6 separate regions of the Homo sapiens genome follow, and all the other regions are linked to region 6. A link is a contact called in ENCODE Hi-C or POLR2A ChIA-PET data. All regions are on one chromosome and are shown on one strand. Each heading gives the region's core, a stretch centred on a gene start or an enhancer-like site at or near the end of the contact. The rest is flanking DNA. Distances are from core to core; before and after follow the strand shown.

Region 1 (3,644 bases), core at 500-2,999, 2.5 Mb after region 6:
TGTGGCCTTTCCACAGTGGAGAGAATCTTCCATCCTAAAGTGGACAGGAACGAATTATGAAGTTGTGTTCATTCATTCACACAAAAATTTCTTCATATTAGTTCAACCAGATTAACTATGAGAAGATGTTTGGGTTAAAAAAATCACCTTGTCATAAAAAGATACTTCCAATTTCAAATCTTTTCAGTTGAAAATTCTATAAACTATATTTTAAGCATGATGCATAAATATCCCTCTGTCGTTATCACTGAGCAACAGTGCTAATAAATATGTTGCCAAACCAATAAAATAAATAAAACATTACTGCGTGCAGTAATTAGTCTTAGCTTTTTTTCTTTTTGCAAACTCCAGACCAACCAAAAGTCACCTGAATAAATCAGAAATTCATAGGACTGCAATTCGGGCCCATGCAAAAACTGAGACTTAACCCAAAGGTGTCTGACAATCTTTTAAAGAGCATTCTCGGGAGAAGCTATTTGACTAATCCTGGAACCGCCACTCAAAAAAATCATTTTTTAAAAAAAACGGTAGAATGGGAACGGGGGAAGTGGAGTCCATTTGTAAGGTTCCGGGGAACTGACTCAACATGGTTCTCCAACTCGAGGTTGGAGACACCGGGATTCCAAAATGGGAATCCACTCACTTCGCTTTTATAGGACAAACGCGTGCACAACTTGGCTTCGGGCTGCATTCAGGTAGTGCCGGGAACCCCGAGCTCCCGGGCCGCCCCCACCCAGCTCTGGCCGCTCCATTAAGGACGAGGGCCGGCTCCTGTCACCTCGCGACCCACGCGCACACACCCGCCCTAGGCCCGCCGTGCTCGATGCCGCGGGCCTGCAAAGTTTCCGCGGCCGCTCACTTGGGGGTAACCAGCGAGGGGTACGCCCAGAGGCTGCGGGGCCCCGGGCGCCTAGGCTGCGCGGGCGAAGCCCCGGTTATGCACGGGTCGCCGAGACCGGCTGGGCAAGCAAGAGCAGCCGGGCCGCCCCGACGTTGGCTGTGCGACTGTTGCCGCGGGGGCGGGTAGGGGGCTCGGCGGGCCGCACTCACCGTCTATGTTCTCCCGGTCGCTGATGTGCTGCAGGTTGCAGCCCGTGTCCTCGCGGCTCAGGTCCGTGTCTGGCCGGTAGGACTCCAGCCGGGAGTGGGCATTCCTCCGGAGCTTGGGACTGGACGACACGCAGCACGAGGTAGTGTTCCCCATCTTCGGCGGCCCCCCGACTCCTGCTGCTATCCTGTTCTCCCAGTCCCCGGGAGCGGGGCGCGGGTGGACGCGGGGCGCGGGCGGCGGGGGCGTGTGGGGAGGCCCGCCCGCTCGCCGCCACGGGAGGGGGCGGAACGGCGGCCGGCCGCCGGGTCAGCAGCGGCGGCGGCGGCGGGGCCTCGCCATGGGCGGCGGCGGCGGCGGCGGCGACGAGCGGGCGACGGCCCCGGCTCCCCCTCGGCCGGCCTATCCGCGGCGGAGGAGCGCTCGGGTCCGCGCGACTGCGGCCGCCGCGCCTACCTCACCCCGCCGCGGCCATGGCGGGCGGCGCCGCGCAGGCCGCCTCCCCCCCGCGCTTCCCCAGTTGGTGTCCGCTTCCCCGGCGGCTGCGGCGACGGCGGCCGCCTCGGCAAGAGGTTCCGGTTCAAGCCGGGGGCACGCGTGTCCGCGCCGGACGGCGGGACTAGCCGACGAGCGGGCGGGCAGCGGGCGTGGGCGCAGCCCCCGGACTCCTCGCGGCGCGGTGCGGCGCGGCCAGGGAGGATGCTGGCGGCCCTCCCTCGCCAGCGGCGCCCGCCCTCGCCGCAGCCCCCGCCCCGCCCCGTCACCGCCCCTTCCCTCTGCCCTGGAAGCAGATCGGCGGCCGCGGGGAGGTTCGGGGCGGCGCAGCCCCGCGCGGTTGTGGGATCGCTCCCGGGGGCCGCTCCTCTCTCGGGCACTGGGGTCGCGGGAGACGTCGTCGGGAGCTCGGTTTCTGGAGGCCCTTCCCCACCCGGCCTCTGCCTCCTCCACTCCCCCGGGCTGGACGGAACGGGGCCCAGCGCGGGATGCGAGGTGCGTCCCCGGGGCCCGCAGCGGGCGGGAGCGCAGCCAGGGCCCGGTCGGGGACGCAGGCCCAGGGCGCTGAGGCTGCACCTGCCTCTCCGAAACCGGGCTGGCTCTTTTTGTCTTTTTATTTTTCTAATTTATTTTTTTAGAGGTATGATTTCGCTCTGTCGCCCAGGCTGGAGGGCAGTGGCGCAATCTCGGCTCACTGCAGCCTCGAACTCCTAGGCTGAAGCGATTCTCCCGCCTCAGCCTCCAAAGTAGCCGGTACTACAGGCGCGCGCCACCACGCCTGGCTAAGGTGTGTGTGTGTGTGTGTGTGTGTGTGTCTCCAAAGTAGCGAGGACTACGGGTGTGTGTGTGTGTGTGTGTCTCCAAAGTAGCGAGGACTACAGGCTCCCGCCACTACGCCAGGCTAAGGTAGGGTGTGTATGTGTGTTAACTTTTTGTAGAGATGGGATCTCCCTTTGTAACACGGGCGCCCGCCACTAAGCCAGGCTAAGGTGGTGAATGTGTGTGTGTGTGTGTGTTAACTTTTTGTAGAGATGGGATCTCGCTTCGTAACCCGGGCTGGTATCGAACTCCTGTCTTCAAGGAATCCTCCCGTCTGGACTCCTCCCATGGGATTACGGGCATGAGCCACGGCACCTGGCTATTTTTTTTTTCTAAGCATTTAAATAAGCTGGGGCTTGATTTGGGAGTTTTCTATTGTATTTTGAGCTTTGCCGAGGACTTGATAGTGACCTTGCTTTAAGCTGTGAAATAAATCTTGGGGTCCCAGAGCTATTTTAATATTGAATTCGCTGTGGAGTTGTTTTGAGTTCCTTGGAGGTTAACATGAGATAGAAAACTAAGTTAACACAACTCATCGACTGCCCTTGCTTTGCTTTGCTTTGCTTTTAGAATGCCATCGGGTTTTGTCATGTTGGGAACAAGTTAACTTAGGCCAGTTGACTAAGATCAAGGTATGTGAACATGCCTGGCTGGGAGAGAAGTAGAGTAAATGTTGGTTCGCATTCCCTCCCGACGCCCACAATGCCAGCCATCCCTGACTTTTCTTGCCTTTATTGGGAAGAATATAAGGTGGCAGAAACAAACTTCCCACCCTTTTTCCAAATATTTACTGAAGGAGTCTTGAGGAGAGTCTTGTGGGGTGGGGGGGTGGGGGTGGGAGCTGGGAATGTTTTTGAACTAGTTCTTGAAAAAAAAACTAGTACAATAGTACAACTGTCTTAATTTTATATATGAGGAAACTGAGGCCCAGAGATGAAATCATGCCTTGATTTATGCAGACCTCAGTACCTGTTCGTGACAAATCCAGTTACTAAAAGGTAAGAGAAGGAATAAGGGACTTGATATTTATCTAGCATCAGCAATGTGTGGACATCGTGTGAACGGCTTTATAAACATTTCATTTAATTCTCTACATCTAGCCATTTTTTAACCTGTGCTTTCCCTCCCTCTCAAAGTACTGTTTATACATTTATTAGTCCATATTTTAAACGCTCCATGCTCTCAACTGTATTAATGCTATTTGTTAGGATAAGTGGCAGATGTCCATGGAAAATAAGTGGCTGCAAAGTGGTAATGCTGACCAGATGAGAAAAGAAGTGTA
Region 2 (3,784 bases), core at 416-2,915, 2.7 Mb after region 6:
GAAAGAAGGGAAATGGGTTGCTTAGTTGATTACTGCTCTTAGTAGTTTTAATGTATTCCCTGGACCAGTTAATCTCAAGTCAATCAGCACACAGAACAAATCACATTTTCAGAGGAAGAACAGTTCACTTTCATTTGGTAAATGCTTACTGAACATTTATCACATGCCAGGGTCTGTGCTAGGTATTTGTCCAAATAGAACTTACCATCTAGCAAGACAGAGAGCCACAACACAACATGATATGTGCCTAAGGAAGTACAGTAGGAACTCACAGAAGGTTGCCTAAGCCAGATGTGGAGGATGGGCAAGGCTTCCTCGGGGAACGTATTCTTATCAGGCAATCGGTATGTGTGAAGAAGGCCCTGGAGGGAGAGAGGGCATGGCCTATCCCAGGAAATGAAAGAAAGAGCTGTATTACAAAAGAGGGAGAAGTGGAGAGGTAGGCAGCTATTAAAGAATGCAAGGCTTGGATCAAGCAAAGATTTGGGCCACATGAAAGATTTGGAGCTTTGTCTAACAGGTCACAGACATTGATGGATGCTTTTGAGTGGATGCTATAGACTGAATGTTTGTATCCCCACCCAATTTCCTCTGTTGAAATCCTCACCTCCAATGCAATAGTATTTGGAGGTGGAACCTCTGAGAGGTGATGAGGTCATGAGGGTGACACCCTTGTGAACAGGATTAGTGCCCTTATTAAAAAGACCCCAGACACCAGGTGTGGTGGCTCATGCCTATAATCGTAGCACTTTAGGATGCCGAGATGGACGGATTACCTAAACTCAGGAGTTCAAGACCAGCCTGGCCAACATGGTGTAACCCCGTCTCTACTAAAAATACAAAAATTAGCTGGGCATGGTGGTACATGCCTGTAATCCCAGCTACTCGGGAAGCTGAGGCAGGAGAAATGCTTGAGCCCAGGAGACAGAGGTTGCAGTGAGCTAAGATCACATCACTGTGTTCCAGCCTGGCCAAGAGAGTGAGACTCTGTCTCAAAACAAAACAAAACGAAACAAAACAAAACAAGTGCAATGCAGTAATGGAGATGTTGGGGGCAAGAAACTGCTGTTTTTAAGAACTATCAGTGGCTCCCAGAATCACTGTGAGGAATGAAGAGTTTAGCTGAACTTTCAGGAACAATTCCCAAAAAACTGAGCCAAGAAGGGAGCTGCTGCCTCTGGCATGATTAGGAGGATCAGAAAGCTGTTCCACAATAGCCAGCTTCCGGTGGCTGCCGGAGACTGTAGCCCACAGGGGTAGCCTGGGTCAGAGGGATAGCACCCAGGCCAGGGCCAGGGCCAGGACAGAGGGCTGTGGAGTGGCAGAAGCATTCATGGCTCAGCCAGGCAGAAGAATCTACACAGTGACTTTGAATGGAGACTGGGAAGAATACTGGACAACACCTAGGTTTCTGGCATCAAGGATAGTAGTGGTCAATCACTGAAGATAGGAAGAGTGGATTTTAGGAGTCAGAGGTATGTGTGGCCATCTAAGGAACCAGCTGGAGTCAGGACATAGTCACAGTGAACTGAAGCCAGCGTGGGAGGGAGTCCTTCAGGGAGGGAGCTCAGCAGGAAGAGGGTGGGGGAGTGAGCCTGAGGATCACTGAAACACTCAGGACAGGGGCAGGGGAAGCTTAGCCCAGCAACAGGACTGACAGAGAAGCAGCAGAGAGAGAAGAGCAAGGAGGACACAGTCTCAGGAAGTGGAGGAAGCAGAAGTCGACAGTGTTAAATACTGCTGAGGCATCAGCCAAGACAGGCACTGAGAATCCACAAAGAAGCTGACAGGGCCCTTCAGTGAGATGAAGGGAGAAGGAGGGCAGGGAACACTGCCACTAAGTTCAGGAAGACAAGAATGCCCACTGGCCTTGCTGTGTTTAAACTGGAGCTCCTGGCCATGATTATTTAAGGAAAAGAAAAAAAGAGAAAAAGAAAACAGGAATAAAGATTGGAAGGGAGGAAACAAAACATCACTATTTGTATAAACATTCACATAGGATCACAGACCGAATCACAAAGAATCAGTAAATTATTAGAAGTAATTAGAGTTCAGCAAAGTTAATAGATAAAAGATCGACTTAAAATAATCCGTATTTCTCTACACCAGCAACAATTAGAAAATACAATACAAAATAAGGTACCATTGTAATGGCAACAAAACCCATAAAGTACTTAGGAACCAACTAAAGAAAGAATATGCAAGATCTCCGTGAAGAAAAATGTTCAACTGTTCCCTAAAACTTAAAGTATAATAAATAAATAAATAAATAAAAAGAAAAATGTTCAACTGTTAAAAGAAGTAAAATGAGATCTGAATAAACAAGACTTTCTATGGTTTGGGATAGGTCAACTTAACATTATGAAGACTTCAGCTCTCCCTAAATTAAATGCAGTCTTGGCTGGGCATGGTGGCTCATGCCTGTAATCCCAGCACTTCGGGAGGCTGAGGTGGGCGGATCATGAGGTCAGGAGATCGAGACCATCCTGGCGAACATGGTGAAACCCTGTATCTACTAAAAATACAAAAAAATTAGTCGGACATGGTGGCAGGCGCCTGTAGTCCCAGCTACTTGGGAGGCTGAGGCAGAAGAATGGCGTGAACCCGGGAGGTGGAGCTTGCAGTGAGCCATCGTGCCACTGCACTCCAGGCAGGGCAACAGAGCGAGACTCCATCTCAAGAAAAAAAAAATTAATGCAGTCTCATCATTGGTTTTATTATTATTATTATTACTACTACTATTTAGAAACTCAAACTTATTCCAAATGCATATGAAAGAATAATCGTGCACAAAAAACTAACTCTGTATCAAACTGAGAAAAAAGACAAGGGGAACTTGTTTTATGAGATAACAAACATGTATGGCGCTGGGATTCAGAAAAAGATGAATCAGACAGAAGACTGGCCAGATCCAGGTGCAAAAGCAAACCCACTGTCTAATTAAGGCTGCCCCATACACCAGTGAGGAAACAACAAACCCTTGGGAGTGGCTCCATATACGGAGAAAAAAGTTAAAAATGAATTCCCACCAAATACTATATACAGAAGTGAAGCCCAGATACATTAAAGACATAAATGTGAAAGGTAAAACCATAAAGCAAATAGAAGAAAATGTGGAAAAAAATCTTTGTGACTTGTGGAAGAAAATTCTTAAAAACCCCAAGGCACAAACTTACGTGCATATTGTGTAAAACATTAAAAATTCTCAAAACTCTGTTGTTTGCAGTAGATTCTTCCATGTAACAAAGATAAAATGAGAAGAAATAATTATTCTTTAAGATTATTCACCTAGACATAAATATGGTCCATGAGTATGGGGGGAATAGAACAGGTGGCTTTCATTTTACATTTCAAGAAAACATTAAAGTACTGGGTTTGTACTATGCATTTTTTACTCCATAAATGCCACCACCTCAGTTCTTCACACACTTTTACCATAGTCCACATTAACCCCCAAAATACCTGAGTATAATTATCAAGAGACTCATCAATTATAATATGCTTATCATACCTGCAAGACATTCGAACTAAAATAACTGATTTTACTTTCCTTAACGTTAGTGCTGCCTGTAATCCCAGCACTTTGGGAGGCCAAGGTGGGTGGACTGCCTGAGCTCAGGAGTTCACGACCAGCCTGGGCAATACGGTGAAACCCCGTCTCTACTAAAATACAATAAATTAGCCGGGCATGGCGTTATGCACCTGTAGTCCCAGCTACTCGGGAGGCTGAGGCAGAAGAATTGCTTGAACCTGGGAGGCGGAGGTCGCAGTGAGCCGAGATCGC
Region 3 (3,711 bases), core at 816-3,315, 2.6 Mb after region 6:
CATCTCCAATTACATTTTCATGATATTTCAAGCTACAATAACAAAACAGATGCTGATCTCGGCATTACTAAGCAACAGGATATGTATACTTTTTAGAGTGTGAAAATATCACTGCTCTCCCACAGTTAATGATACTTATTTTCCAAGAACTTCTAGTGATATGATTATGCTCATCCAATTCCCATGAGGCCAACACTGTGATCACAGGTTACGATAAGAACTAAAATGCCACCCACAGCCATGTCTGAGTGACACGCAAAACGCTTTGAAACTCTTTTCCACTAGGTTTTTTTTTTTTTTTTTGAGACAGAGCCTCACTCTGTCACCCAGGCTGGAGTGCAGTGGCGTGATCTCAGCTCACTGCAAGCGATTATCCTGCTTCAGCTTCCCCAGTAGCTGGAACTACAAGCGCGTACCACCACATCCAGCTAATTTTTGTATTTTTAGTAGAGATGGGGTTTTGCCATGTTGGCCAGGCTGGTCTCGAACTCCTAACCTCAAGTGATCCACCTGGCTCGGCCTCCCAAAGTGCTGGGATTATAGGTGTGAGCCACCGCGCCTGGCCTCATTTTCCACTATGTTCTAACCACCTAAAATAACCCCTCATATGCAGTTAAAGCAAAACCGGTAATTTTGCTGAGAAAAGATGGATTCATTTTAAAGTCACTTACTTGCTAAAACTATGTGGCCTGGAAGTAATGTCTAAAGTTCTTATGTCAAATAATTCAATCTATTTGCAATTAACTGTGTACTCTTAGAGAAAACTCTATAGTTTAAGGATTCCCAAACCTTGTCAAATTATTGCCCCTCCCCCACAGTTAACCCAAGACTCCCCAGAGTTACTGTGAATATAATTCACCAAACTAGATCAGAGAAAACTGCCCTTAATCCCTTGCCCCCATAGGGCTTGGCATACACTTGGAGAGTCCATGGCAGAAAAGAAATACCACCCGTTGAGTTTTGAAATGTTCACAGACTAATGTTTCTAAGAAAATACGCCGTTTGGAAGTCACACATACACTAGGTGGCGCTGTGGCTGTGACATTAAACAGTCTGTGTGCTGGATAAATGCTGGGTAAGAGCATCCATGACTTAAAGGAAAATTAGGCTAGGCCCAACCCCAGATCATAGAGTTCAGTGTTCTCCAACACTAGAGTGCTTCAGAAACATGCCAGGAACTTGAGCCTGGCGTGGTGGTGGCACATGCCTGTGGTCCCAGCTATTCCGGGGGCTGAGGCAGGAGGATCGCTTCAGCTCAGGAGGTGGAGGCTGAGGTGATCTGTGATTGTGCCACTGCACTCCAGCAGGGGCAACAGAGCAAGACCCTGTCTCAAAAACAAACAAACAAACATGCAAGGAACTGGTTAAAAATACAAATTCCCAGACCTACTGAATGAAAATTCCAGAGGTATGGAACACAAAACAGAAGACACAAACAGGCACACTCATGCTATCCTCTCCCGGGCAGCCCACTTTCATCCAAAGCCTCCTTATTTGGGCTTCTCACCTCCTCAAAAGTCTATCAGTAGTGGCTGGGCTTAGTGGCTTATGTCTGTAATCCCAGCACTTTGGGAGGCCAAGGCGGGTGGATCCCCTGAGGTCAGGAGTTCGAGACCAGCCTGGGCAATATGGCGAAACCCTGTCTCTACTAAAAATACGAAAATTAGCTCAGTGTGGTGGCATGTGCCTGTAGTCCCAGCTACTCATGAGGCTGAGGCAGGAGGATCACTTGAACTCGAGAGGCGGAGGTTGCAGTGAGCCGAGATTGCACTACTGCACTCCAGCCTGGGCGACAGAGCAAGACTCTGTCTCAAAAAAAAAAAAAAAAAAAAAAAAAAAAAAAAAAAAAGGGTATCAATAGTAAACTGTGTTTTAAAAGGTAGGGTTCATTCCTAAGTTAAGCCTCACGCTGGTCTGCTGTAAGTCAGCGCTTCTGAGAGCTCCACAAACGTTGAAAGCAAGAGCTCTTGTACATCTTGTTAACAGCCTTTTGTCCTAGAAAATGACTGAACCACAGGTCAAGCATCCTTCATAAAGTGAGGTGGCTGAGATAGATCTGGCAGAGTTCCTGTGTCCTCCAGCTGTCACAGAGACCAGCTGGACTTTTGCATAGTAAGTGACGGGGTTTTCCTTCCAGCTTCCGTCCATTCAAACCACAGGGACAAATCCTTCCTCAGAAAGCTATGCTGCACAAAAGCTGGTTGAAAATCCAGTTTATAGAAAAATAGAGGCATCACAGTAATATAAAGATTATCACACTAGTTCAGAGATCTGAGTATTTCTAGTCTATTGTCAATAGCTGGCAATATTTAAGTAAATCAATCTGAAATTTGGTTTTCTTGTCTATAAAATGAAAGGAGTAAATTACACCTGTTGGTCAGTCTCAGTGGCTCATGCCTGTAACCCCAGCACTTTGGGAGGCCAAGGCAGGTGGATTACTTGAGCCTAGGAATTCAAGATCAGCCTGGACAACATGGCAAAACCCCGTCTCTACAAAAAAACACAAAAATTAGCCAAGCGTAGTGGCGCGTGCCTGTAGTTCCAGCTCCTTGGGAGGCTGAGGTGGGAGAATCGCTTGAGCCTGGGAGGCGGAGGTTGCAGTAAGCCAAGATCGTACCACTGCACTTCAGCCTGGGTGACCGAGCATGAGACTTTGTCTCAAAAAATAAATAAATAAAAATTAAAAAATTACACCGGTGAGACCTCTTTTAGCTGTAAGATTCTATTTCAATGAGCATAACTGTGACTTTGATGTTCCAATAGCTAGCTAGTCCTTAGTCCTTAAACTGTAGAGTCATTTTTTCCTGATCAGCATCAGGGATTTGAAAAACCAGAGAGGAGCGAAAATGTGCTTTTGTGCATTTGAACAGGAAGGTCTGGGTGTTCCCACACATAGCCACTCAGAGCCACAGAGCTCTCTCTCTCTGCAGCCACCACCTGCTTGAGTCATTGCCAGCAAGTGTTTCTTAACACTTTCCTGCCTTTGGGTCCAGACTGGGTGAGAACCGCCAGGACAGAGGCTTGCTGTCCTGGTTCTGCACTTGGTCCTGAGCCATGTGACCTTTGGCAAGCTACTGAACTTCTCTCCAAGCTTGCTTCCTCATCTGCAAAATGAGGATAATGGTAACAGCATCAACACTTGTTGGGCTGCTAGGAGAATTAAATGTGGAAGCCCCTTGGCGCAGGGTGAGCACTCTGTACACGGTAGCTGTTATTCTTGACTGCCATGACTACGTGGCTGTAGCATCTGTGGAGCTACATACACACCTGGAAGAAAGCAAGCCCAGGATGGTAACGTCAGGGTTGCCACAGCCCTAGGTCCCAAAGCTGCCCTGTCTCCTCCTGGACTTCTTACAAATGCAGCCTCACTTATTGACTTGAAGGAGTGAATGAACATGCTGACTCCCATGTTGCTTTCTGGAAACTCCGCATCACATGGCCCTGAAGATGGGACAACTTAAGGATACAGACAACATGATCAATGAATCATGTATGTATCGTAGCTGGGACTACAGGTGTGCACCACCATGCTTGGCTAATTTGCTTAATTTTTTTTTTTTTTTTTTTGTGGAGACAGAGTCCCACCATGTTGTCCAGGCTGGTCTTTAATTCTTAGCTTCAGGCAATCCTCCTGCCCCAGCCTCCTAAGGTGCTGGGATTACAGGTGTGAGCCACCATGCCCAGCCAAGAAAATGGATTTATATAGAAAAA
Region 4 (3,427 bases), core at 420-2,919, 2.7 Mb after region 6:
AACGTGGCGCTCAAAGCAAAAAACAAAAAAACAACAAATAAAAAACAGCGTGGTTTATTCATGTAATCTGATGCAATGTTCACAGCGGACCTCTCACTGTTCAATCTAGATCTTTGTTTCAAGGGAAAGGTACACCCTCATCTGCCCGGCAAATTAAGTAGAAAGGAAACTGAGTCACGTACGTAAGCCACAGTGTTAAAGGAGCTCTTTCAATTTCAGTGACACTTTGAGACTGGCCCTGTAAGTCCCAATTTCTTAAAATGTGATTACAAACTCACCGCTGCTTCACTGAGCAGCATGCAGGAAACCCCTAAGTGATTTCAAACTCAGGTATCTGATATACAAATAAAACGCAACAGGATCAAGAAACATGCTGAGGCCAGGCGCGGCGGCTCACGCCTGTAATCCCAGCACTTTGGGAGGCCGAGGTGGGTGGAAGGTCAGGAGTTCGAGACCAGCCTGACCAACATGGTAAAACCCCATCTCTACTAAAAATACAAAAATTAGCAGGCGTGGTGGCGCATGCCTGTAATCCCAGCTACTCGGGAGGCTGAGGCAAGAGAATCGCTTGAACCCAGGAGGCAGAGGCTGCAGTGAGCCGAGATCATGCCCCTGCATTCCAGCCTGGGTAACAGCAAGACTCCGTCTCAAAAAAAAAAAGTATGTTTAATAATGTGTTTATTCCCCAGATTCAACAGGCTCTGGAAACCTTACCAGATGGCCCTAAAAAGGCAAGACTCAGGCAGAAGGGAAAATGCGCCTTCCGAGAGCGGTCGCGGCTCTGCCCTTCCCACTCCGGAGACTGCCCGCGCCCGGGACCGAATGACTCAGCTGCGAGGCCCTCCGGCCCAGGTTTTGGGGGAAAACGGGCTGCGTCCGCTTTCGTCTAAACTGCGCTCGTAAAGTGGGGCAGAGGCGCTGGGGGCACTCAAATCCGAGGTCCTTACTTCTGGATTCCTTTTCCTTTTCCGAGTTAAACCGCTCCCCTGAGCCGCACGGCTCTCTCAGGGAGGATTTTCCAACTCGTCCCAAGTTCGCGAGGAGGCAGGCGGGTCCCGGGGCAGCTGAGCGCACGAAGCGGGCGTGGGGCGGCGAGCCGGCGGCCTCGGGGGCGCCGAGCGAGGGGCCGCGTCAGGTGAACTCGCGGCTGCCCCGCCAGTCCTTGGCCCGGCCCCGGGGTCCCGGCCCGCCGCCCACGGCTCCGCTCGGCCTCTGCTGCTCCACCGCACCCGGCTCCGCTCCGCCTCCTGCCTCCACCTCCACCTCCTGCGCCGCGTCGCCCGCTGCTGGGTCTCGGGGCCGGAGCCGACGCACCACTTACCCGCCGCAAAGGGATTTACGTAGCGGACCTCGTCACTGATTACGGACGCGAGGAGGTGGAGACGGCGAGCCCGACCGCCGCTCAGCAGCGGCGCCGCCGCCCAGCAACCCGGAGCCGGCAGCGGCCCCACGTAGTCCTCACGTCAGCTGTGATGCGGTAGCCGCGGCCTCCCTGCCGACCCCGGACCAAAAGTAGCGCTGCAGCCGACCGAACCGCGTCCTCCCGCCCCGTCCTCCCCTCCCCCACGCCGGGACGGCCTCCCGGGGGAGGCCCCGAGGAAAAAAATCCAGGCTCGAACTCCGCCCCCTGCCGGCCGCCAGCAGGAGTGAAGCGCCACAATCCAACAATGAAATGGAACCGGGGAGGGGCGGCGGGAAGGTGCGGGTCAGGGGGCGGGGCCTAGGGATAGGGAGAAGGAAGGTCAGGGGGCGGGGCCAAGAGGAGGAACTAGCCTGGAGGTGGGGCGGAAGGTAGGGGCGGGGGCAAGGCTGGAAACCGGAAGCTGCCCGTGCCGCGCCGCGCGTGCGCCAGAAATCCAATGACTTGTCAGCCAGAGTAACGGCTGTTGTCAGGTCTTCAGGGTCTCGAGGTCGGTTTCTTCCTAACGCCGCCAACCCCAAGCTAAGGTCCGCGAGCGTCTCACCTCTGTCCAGGCTGGGCTGCAGTGGCGTGGTCTCGGCTCTCTGCAACCTCTATCTCCCCAGGCTCAAGCGATCCTCCGGCCTCAGCCTCCTGAGTAGCTGGGACTGCAGGCGTGCTTCTTCTGACTTCTAAAAGCTATCTACATACCTTGACTAGTGGCCCTTTTCCTCCATATTCACAGCCAGTCACAGCTGGTTGAGTCCTTCTCCAAAAGAAGCTTGAGCTCCTGAGACAATTCACCTGCTTCTTAGGGTCATTTATTGCAGTTTATCCCAGTATTTGACTGGAAATGGTCCGCATGCTGGGCCCGCTGGCTCGGGCCTGTAATCCCAACACTTCGGGAGGCCAAGGTGGGAGGATCGCTTGAGCCCAGGAGACCAGCCTAGGGAACACAGTGAGACTTCATCTCTTTTTTTTTTTTTAGATTAGAAAGGTCGGCCGGGGGCTCACGCCTGTAATCCCAGCATTTTGGGAGGCAGACATGGGCAGATCACCTGAGGTCAGGAGCAGCCTGGCCAACATGGTGAAACCCCATCTCTACTAAAAATACAAAAATTAGCTAGGAGTGGTGGCAGACGCCTGTAGTCCCAGCTAGTTGGGAGGCTGAGGCAGGAGAATCGCTTGAACCTGGGAGGTCAAGGCTGCAGTGAGCTGAGATCGTTCCACTGCACTCCAGTCTGGGTGACAGAGCGAGGCTCCATCTCAAAAATAAAAAAAGTAATGGGATATCAGGAATAAAGAATAGCAGCATGGTTATAGAGTACAGTAGGTCCTCACTTAACGATAGGTTCTTAGAAATCATGGCTTTAAGCCAAACAACTTACAGCAGGTCCACAAAAAAATTTTCATTCAGTGTTGTTTTCATTTCGTTATAATATTGATGATAACAAAAATCGGTTTCATTGTACGTTGTTTCACTGAAAACCAGTTTCTAAGAAGCTATTGACAATGTTAAGTGAGGATTTATTATTTCATATCAGTTACTGTAGTGTCAGAGTGTTTTCATAATTTTCACTGAGCAGGACTTAATCTAAATCCAATCTGAACCTTTGTTCAAATCTAATTTTCGTAGGTCAAAGGGAATGTATCCACAACAATTGTCTCTGTAACAGGAGTTCATATGAATCAAAAAGAATCAAAGGAATGGCAATTTCTTATTTGCAAAGTATTTGCTCTACGGTTTCCTTTCTTGCCAGTATTTTACTCCCATATGTATGTAGTCTTAATTATAAAGTTCAGAAAGCACAAACCATATTTTTTTGTTCATCTGTTTTTTTACAAAGATCAATACTGGAGGTGAGATACACATACTTACAAGCCCATCAGTTCATGGCCTCTGCTATACCCTTGCTGTAAGATGTAATAGACTTAAAAACCATGCAGTTGGATCTGGGTTTAAATGTATGCTTGTTAGCTGTGGGCAAGTGTCATATCCTCTTAGGGGAAGCATAAGGTTTTTAAATG
Region 5 (3,506 bases), core at 736-3,235, 2.3 Mb after region 6:
CCAGGCACAGCGGCTCACGTCTGTAATCCCAGCACTTTGGGAGGCCAAGGCAGGCAGATCACCTGAGGTCAGGAGTTTGAGACCAGCCTGGCCAACATTGTGAAACCCCATCTCTACTAAAAATACAAAAAATCAACCGGGTGTGGTGGCAGGCACCTGTAATCCCAGCTACTTGAGAGGCTGAAGCAGAATTGCTTTAACTCGGGAGGCAGAGACTGCAATGGGCCAAGATCGCACCACTGTACTCCAGGCTGGGTGACAGAGCGAGACTCCGTCTCAAAGAAAAAAGAAGCAGAACAAATCATAATCAACTGCCCAGCTATATATCCTAGTAGCTCATCTTTATTTTACATCATGTAGTGGGGGAAATGATCAATGTGACCACATGCATCTCTGGTACTCAGATGATGTATTGGCAACACTGCACCACAAAACGCTGTTTTAAACCATCTTACCTCAAGCTTGTGAGCCCTCTCCCTGCTCAGGGGCTCCAAGGGAAAGCTCAGGTTGTTCGCTTCTGCCAGAGAACGAAGATCAAAATAATACTTGGCATAGACACTGGAAGGAACATTGATGTTGAACTGCAGCAATTCAAGAAACTGTCGCTCTAGCTCGTTCCTGCAAAGCAAAGACAAAAATAGCCTATGCTTAGCTGCCACACCAGGCCACGTGGCCTGCCAAGGCAAGTTGCTGGAGACCAGACTCCAGAAAACTGCATCCTCCAGGAAGACCAGTGATCTAAGTAAATGTCTGGTTAGACCACCATATTGGGATTAAAAGCCAAATCCACTTGATCTGGTGCCCAGAAGGATGAGGACTGGTTAACTGGGATCATCACCAGGAAGCGTTTCAGGGCGAATCACTTCACTGAGATCTAACACACACACAGCAGGCTCTGGCTGCAGGTCTCCGTGAGGACAGGCTGCTAACAAAGGGTGGATGCAGCAGCCAAGAGCTGCCACGTGGAGTCCAGTGAGGGCCCTTCCGCAGGGGCCCAGAGGAAAACACTCAGCCTCTGCAGACCTAGAGGACATTGGCTTCCTCGGTGGCCCCTCCCTACCTCCAGGGAGAAAAGAAGGGAGGAACTGTGTAGGGGCTTTCTTAGGCAAAAGGCAGGGATTATGGGGGGAGGGTGTCCAGTCTCTGCCTCAGTCTCTTAAAAAGAGAACTCACAAGCCGGGAAGAATGGAAGCAGTAGTTTCCACACTTGAGCACGCACCCCATCACCTGGTGGGCTTGTTAGAACAGACAGGGGGCTCCACCTTCACACTGTGGGGATCAGTAGGTCTGCAGTGGGGCCTGAGAATGTGCATTTCTAAGGAACTCCCAGATGATGGTGAGGCTGAGGCTCTTGCCCCGGGCCCACACTCTGAGAACCACTCAACTAAAAAGGTAGGTTGGGAGAGGAGGTGCTAAGATCCACCCTGCCAACCCATCTACATGTTGATGGAATGCTGGGAGAAATTCAAAAACTTCTACTTTAAGAACTTCTCATGTCAGCTATCTTTCAAATTAGGTTTATTTCTAGATAGTTCCTCTGGGTGGGGGGAACCTTCTCAGTGAGGGAACTATCTGTGGAGCACTGGTCCTGGGTCATGCACTCAGATTCAGCACGTTCTCCCCAGGAAGCCCCCAGGGGTGCCCACCCACAGGGTGCCCACCCACTGCACACCCTCCAGGAAACCTCCTGTCCTTGCCCACACTATGCAGCATGTGGCTGCTGAACTCAGCCTCTTGGGCTGTTCTCCTCATAGTCAGGAAGTGCAACATCTGCTTTTGCATGCCTGGCCCCCAGCACATGATCTCAGAAGGCTTCCCACAGCAGTGAGAGCTGAACTGAGGTGAGGGAAGCATGGAGCTCTGGCGGAGAGGAACCAGGGCTGAGGAGGGGGTGTTTCAGGCAGAGTGGGTCCCCTCCAACCTGCTGCAGGCAGCCAAAACACACAGTCACCATTTCCTGTGAGTGAAGCCAGGGCCCTAGTGCAGGGCCTCACCCTCCTGACCCTGATCCCAGCCTCGGCATTCTAAGTCATGTCCTGCCAACTCTGCTGAACGCTGAGGGTCTGGGTCTGAGCCTCACATGCAGGCACCATCCTGTCCTGAGTGATGTCCCGAGACCCCTATGGCTGTTCCCGGTGACTCATAGCACTCAGCTATGAAGGACTGAGGAGGGCTCCACACCAGCTCAAGTTGCTGTGACAAAGGACAAGAACAGTAAGGAGGCGGGTGGGGAGGCTGGGGCTGAGCAAGGCCAGTGGCTCTGGGGAGACATGAAGCTGCTGGGGAAAGGAGCACTGGGACCTGTGGGCAGGCGGCAAGGAAGGAGGCCCGAGGAAGGCCCATTCCGGTCTCTTCATCAGATGAAGAGCGTCACTGCTTGTTTCCACACAGCCTCGTGAAAAGAGTGATAACAAGCTCCAAATGTATTTACTGTACTAAATTTCATAGTTTTAAGAATTTAGGCTGGGTGTGGTCACTCACACCTGTAATCTCAGCACTTTGGGAGGCTGAGGCGGGTGGATCACCTGAGTTTAGGAGTTTGAGACCAGCCTGGCCAACAGGGTGAAACCTCGTCTCTACTAAAAATACAAAGAAAATTAGCCGGGCATGGTGGCACATGCCTATAATTCAAGCTACTCAGGAGGCTGAGGCAGGGGAATCACTTGAACCCGGGAGGTGGAGGTTGAAGCGAGCCAAGATTGCGCCATTGCACTCCAGCCTGGACTACAAGAGCGAAACTCTGTCTCAAAAAAAAAAAAAAAAAATTAGTCAGGCATGGTGGTGGGCACCTCTAATATCCCAGCTACTCAGGAGGGTGAGGCAGGAGAATCACTTGAACCCAGGAGGCGGAAGTTGCAGTGAGCCGAGATTGCCCCACTGCACTCCAGCCTGGGCAACGAGAGCGAAACTCTGTCCCAAAAATAAATAAATAAATAATAATTTACTTTGATTTGGGATAATTTTTACTTAAAACAACTTTTATTTATGCTTCATTTAAATGAGATTTAATAAGAGATCATCCTGTGAAATACTGGAATCCAGGTAAGACTTCAACAAAACGAAAGCGTCAGAGGCCCTGCTAAGGCCAGAACTGTCAAACGTCAAAGGAGCAAATCCCAAGTGAACCTGGGAGCTGCCATGGACACACCGCCGTCTGGTGGTCAACAGGCGTCACTGCAAAGCGTATTCTCCCAATAGTAAGAAGAAAAGTCTAAGAGAACAGCCTGATAATCCTGCCCAAAATGATATACAGACACCATGGTTCCAGATGGAGGCAGACACTACGAGCAAAGTCAAGAGGAAGCTGCTTTTGAACAAGGCGGTATTTTCCCAGGGTTCCCTGGAAAACAGAACAACCTTCTCCAAGCTTGAGTTTCTGGTTAAGCTTTGGGAAAATAGATTTTAGAGCTGTTGTATTTTCAAAAAATGAATTTTTTTCTAAAGATTTAGAAAATAAAAATAATTTCCAAAACTTGAATTTCCAAACTGCAGCAGCACATCTTTTA
Region 6 (3,719 bases), core at 851-3,350:
TGCTAATTAGGCAAAAACAGTAGGTAAAGAAATAGCCAATCATCTATTGCCTAAGAGCACAGCGGGAGGGACAATGATCGGGATAGAAACCCAGGCATTGGAGCCGGCAACAGCTACCCACTTTGGGTCCCCTCCCTTTGCATGGGAGCTGTGTTTTCATTCTATTAAATCTTGCAACTGCACTCTCTTCTGGTCCGTGTTTGTTACGGCTTGAGCTGAGCTTTCGCTCGCTGTCCACCGCTGCTGTTTGCGGCCTTCGCAGACCCGCCGCTGACTTCCATCCCTCCGGATCTGGCAGGGTGTCCGCTGTGCTCCTGATCCAGCGAGGTGCCCATTGCTGCTCCCAAGTTGGGCTAAAGGCTTGCCATTGTTCCTGCACAGCTAAGTCCCAGGTTGGTCCTAATCGAGCTGAACACTAGTCACTGGGTTCCACAGTTCTCTTCCGTGACCCACGGCTTCTAATTGAGCTATAACACTCACCACATAGCCCAAAATTCCATTCCTTGTAATCCATGAGGCCAAGAACCCCAGGTCAGAGAACATGAGGCTTGCCCCCATCTCGGAAGCAGCCCACCACCATCTTGGGAGCTCTGGGAGCAAGGACCCCCGGTGACAATATCCTTGATTGGTTGCTGGAACAGAAAAAGGGCATTAGTGGAAGAACTGCTTAAGTCTGAATAAACTCTGCAGTTCAGTTAATAGTACTTGTACCTATGTTATTTTCTTAGTTTTGATAAATATACCATGGTCATGTAAAATACTAACACTAGTGGAATCTGGGTGAAAGGCATATAGGAACTATTTTGCAACTCTTCTGTAAATCTGAAATTATGAGCAAATGAAAAGTTTAAAAAAGTGGACAATGACCCAGGAGTTGATTTTTTAAATGAAAAGTTGTAACACACGCACATGCTCATAGTGTGCTGAAAATGCCAGATGTGCACGTAAAAGAATGTACGTGTAGTGTAGTTCTGGGTAAAGTATGGTTGGTTTTGGGAAATGAGTGCGTGCTTTCTTCTTCAAATTTGTTACTCAAACGGCTTTTTTTTTTTTAAACATATAAACAATTTTATGTTTGGGTCTTGAATTGCTAGCTTCTGTTTTTCCTTATTCCAGAGAATAACCATACTGGTCACAGATTTTAGTTTTCTCTTCCAGTCTTTCAGTTAAACGTTACCATGCATGATCGTGAATGAATTCAAGCACACCTTTCCTTCTCTTGGCTTGTGTCTAACAGGCACATTGATTTGATCCACAACCTCTGGGGACACTGACAGAATCCTGGTTCCAAGCAGGAGTGGGTAACTGAGACAGTAATCTCTCAACCCACTATACAAGGCTGTTTTGCAGGAGAGCCTTATGATGACCAGCATGATATATAATTGTGAGAAATATACTGAACAATTTATGTGTCAGACACCGGTTTAAATGCTTTTACAACGTAAGCGCCTCCAATTCTCATAAAACCCCTGCTAGGTAGGCACTATCAGCCTCATTTTACAACTGAGGGTTGCGGCCAGAGCTGACAGGCACCGTCTAGCGCCGCTTCCAAGCCCCGCATCGCATCCACCAGCCTAACTCGGGCGCTCGGCCTCTCCCTCTGCGCATGTGCATCCCCGCCTCCCGCTCCAGGCGAGTCCTTCCCTGGACTCCAGTCCCTTGTGGGAAACAATCCCTCGCCTCCGGAGGCGGCGAGGAGCGGCGGGTGAGCCCCGGAGCACTGGGCGAGGGCCAGGGGGTCCCCGCGCTGCCCTGAAGGCGGGCGGGCGGCGGCTAGACCTCGGCGGTGGGGAGGGACCCCTGGCGCCTGCGGCGACGGTGGGACGAGGGCGTCTCTGTCAGAAGGGGATGAGGTCTGGCGTGGGAACGCGAGTTCCGGGGCTCCCGGGGGTCCGTATGCGTCCAGTCCCTGCGCCTGGCGCTCAGCGAAGTCCTGTAGCACGGGGTAGGCAATGCGCACTGGCCCGAAGGGGAGGGAACTGGCTGCGGGGAGGGGACAGCACGCGCGTGCGTAGCGTGTGACGTTTGTTGTGCGCGTGCGCATGGCGTTTGATGTGTGCGTGTGCGCTTTTTGTGCCCTGAGCCCGCGGGGAGGAGGCGGGGCTGCGGGGGAGAGCGACTGCGCCAGGTCCGCGACAAATGAATTAGACACAATTATCCACGGGAGACTCGGTTTTCCTCTCTGTAAATTACGGATATTAGGAATACTTGCCGCCTGGGGTTGTTTTGAGCACTTTCATTGTTTAGGTGCTGTATTTATTGGGTGTGCGTTCCCTGGGAGAGCCCGAGGGAGACGGCTCCTGCACCGGCCCCAAGGGCCTCTCTGCCCGTGGAGTGCAGGAGCGAAGGGGCTGGCCTAGCTGACCACCAGGGCCCCTGCTGGCTCTGACCGCCCTCCTATCCCAAGTAATTATTTACACGTTTCGCGTTCGCTTATGTATTATGTGTAATCATGGCACAGTATCCTGAAGCCGTCGGAGTCTGTGTGCTGGTGCAAGGTCTGGGACAAATTTAAGAAGAGAGAGGTGAGCTGGAGCTGAGGGGTGGGCGCGCAGGCTAACAGGAACGTCACCTCTGGAGAGTCTGAGGGCAGGGACGGGTGAAAGGCTCACGGCCACAGCGAAAGAAATGCTGTTATCACCCCTCCGCGAACACCGGGCACATCCAGATGAGCTGCTGAGCTTCCTCCTCTCTTGGCCTGATATCCCCGCCGGATGGTAGTGCAGTCAGGTCATACTTGGGTTATCTGTTTTGACCTTATTTGAAAGATGGAAAAACAAAATTGAGTTTGAGGAGGTGAGTAGTTCAGATCTTGTCATTCCTTAGAGGCAGAACTGAGATTAGAAGTCAAGTCTGCAGTTTCCCGAGCCACTGCTGCCCATTTTGTTACTCTATATCACAGTTTCTCATTAAAAGATCCTTTTGAGGAATTGTTAGCAAGTTAGAACAAACATTTTTAAACTTGCATTTAACATCCTATCCCTTTTTTTAGAGGTCTTTTGCATTATCTAACCTCAGGGCATTAATGGTGTTAACAGGTAAACAGATAAACAATATGGCCTCAGTTTTTTTTTTTCCCTACAAGGAATTTTGACAAACCCATAGTGTTTTTTCCTTCAGATTACTGTTAACTTGTTAAACTCATCTTTTCATGTTTTTAATTTTTCTGTGTCACAGAACCTAAATTGGTAATAAATCAATAAGAAATATTTACATTCACTCAGTGAAAAGTGTCATGTCTGAGCTCAGCATATATCGGAGCCACACATGGACACGTAAGTATCTTGTGTGTGGACCTGTATAGGCAGGTGAATCTCCGAACTGCAAGGCCGGCGAAGGCTCTCCTGACATTCTTCCTTTCTAATCCTTCAGCTCTCCTTCCTCCACTAAGAGCGGAAAATGAACAAATCCCAGGTGAGATTCTTGTTTCTTTATTCCCAGTTTGTTTAAAAATGGATTTCTGAAGTTTATAAGGGTTTATGTTTTGAAAATGGAAAAATAGAAATAGGCAAAAATTGACATTAAGGGAAATAAAACTGAAGTAGCAAATCCAAAATAGTGCAGTTGGCAAATTAGATGCAGGATTTTTAATTTTGCAGAATTATCCAAGTTATTGTAATATTATCTCTAATTGTTCTAGTAACAATTCTGAAATAAATGCAGTAAATTGTCTATAAGTATTTCTTTGTAGAAACAAAGAACACAGTTACAGAGCAGAA

What was found. Hi-C counts contacts between places; a loop is a spot of excess contacts on that map. ChIA-PET counts read pairs that join two places held with the same protein, here RNA polymerase II (POLR2A). Pooled maps may share reads with other maps.
Region 1: a map of CD8-positive, alpha-beta T cell shows a loop between it and region 6 (6-fold over the local background). The contact joins the promoter of CCNY here to the promoter of ZNF248 in region 6. A Hi-C loop is called at or near these places in 5 of 168 maps with a recorded cell type or tissue (B cell, CD4-positive, alpha-beta T cell, CD4-positive, alpha-beta memory T cell and 2 more), 3 of 37 single-sample maps with no recorded cell type and 10 of 50 pooled maps.
Region 2: a loop to region 6 is called in a map of ascending aorta, with 6 times the contacts of the local background. The contact joins the enhancer-like site here to the promoter of ZNF248 in region 6. A Hi-C loop is called at or near these places in 3 of 168 maps with a recorded cell type or tissue (CD8-positive, alpha-beta T cell, ascending aorta and naive thymus-derived CD4-positive, alpha-beta T cell), 1 of 37 single-sample maps with no recorded cell type and 12 of 50 pooled maps.
Region 3: a pooled map shows a loop between it and region 6 (4-fold over the local background). The contact joins the enhancer-like site here to the promoter of ZNF248 in region 6. A Hi-C loop is called at or near these places in 2 of 37 single-sample maps with no recorded cell type and 5 of 50 pooled maps.
Region 4: a map of B cell shows a loop between it and region 6 (17-fold over the local background). The contact joins the promoter of CREM here to the promoter of ZNF248 in region 6. A Hi-C loop is called at or near these places in 4 of 168 maps with a recorded cell type or tissue (B cell, CD8-positive, alpha-beta T cell, HCT116 and 1 more), 3 of 37 single-sample maps with no recorded cell type and 16 of 50 pooled maps. POLR2A ChIA-PET finds 5 or more read pairs at or near these places in 1 of 52 experiments (naive thymus-derived CD4-positive, alpha-beta T cell).
Region 5: a loop to region 6 is called in a map with no recorded cell type, with 4 times the contacts of the local background. The contact joins the enhancer-like site here to the promoter of ZNF248 in region 6. A Hi-C loop is called at or near these places in 1 of 168 maps with a recorded cell type or tissue (endothelial cell of umbilical vein), 1 of 37 single-sample maps with no recorded cell type and 3 of 50 pooled maps.

Annotation. Positions count from the first base shown.
Region 1 is chr10:35,334,614-35,338,257 of GRCh38, reverse strand. CCNY (cyclin Y) reads right to left here and starts at 1,749. Exons shown (of 10, transcript NM_145012.6): 1 at 1,051-1,749. The coding sequence starts at 1,204. CCNY-AS1 (CCNY antisense RNA 1) reads left to right here and starts at 1,834. Exons shown (of 4, transcript NR_186477.1): 1 at 1,834-2,038; 2 at 2,182-2,330. RefSeq lists a silencer at 1,384-2,123.
Region 2 is chr10:35,189,577-35,193,360 of GRCh38, reverse strand. All of the region lies in intron 6 of CREM (cAMP responsive element modulator), which reads right to left. Among named protein-coding and RNA genes, the nearest start is that of LINC02634, 53 kb to the left of the region's middle. Within about 2 kb of position 1,665, at least 11 of the 41 ENCODE cell types and tissues checked have a DNase peak (open chromatin) inside an H3K27ac peak, as active enhancers do; they include ascending aorta, where a contact is called at or near this core.
Region 3 is chr10:35,215,968-35,219,678 of GRCh38, reverse strand. No RefSeq gene overlaps it. Among named protein-coding and RNA genes, the nearest start is that of LINC02634, 27 kb to the left of the region's middle. RefSeq lists a silencer at 935-984. Within about 2 kb of position 2,065, at least 13 of the 41 ENCODE cell types and tissues checked have a DNase peak (open chromatin) inside an H3K27ac peak, as active enhancers do.
Region 4 is chr10:35,125,088-35,128,514 of GRCh38, reverse strand. It overlaps CREM (cAMP responsive element modulator), which reads right to left and starts at 1,669. Exons shown (of 8, transcript NM_183011.2): 1 at 1,322-1,669. It also overlaps a transcript of CUL2 not described here. RefSeq lists an enhancer at 632-701 and silencers at 1,062-1,201, 1,262-1,781.
Region 5 is chr10:35,563,135-35,566,640 of GRCh38, reverse strand. It overlaps CCNY (cyclin Y), which reads right to left. Exons shown (of 10, transcript NM_145012.6): 9 at 456-618. Among named protein-coding and RNA genes, the nearest start is that of GJD4, 40 kb to the left of the region's middle. RefSeq lists enhancers at 1,590-1,669, 1,940-2,049, 2,110-2,219. Within about 2 kb of position 1,985, at least 10 of the 41 ENCODE cell types and tissues checked have a DNase peak (open chromatin) inside an H3K27ac peak, as active enhancers do.
Region 6 is chr10:37,855,991-37,859,709 of GRCh38, reverse strand. ZNF248 (zinc finger protein 248) reads left to right here and starts at 2,100. Exons shown (of 6, transcript NM_021045.3): 1 at 2,100-2,525; 2 at 3,178-3,275; 3 at 3,373-3,414. The coding sequence starts at 3,400. It overlaps ZNF248-AS1 (ZNF248 antisense RNA 1), which reads right to left and starts at 1,961. Exons shown (of 2, transcript NR_186559.1): 1 at 1,209-1,961; 2 at 1-632. RefSeq lists silencers at 1,608-2,157, 1,854-2,230 and an enhancer at 2,548-2,607.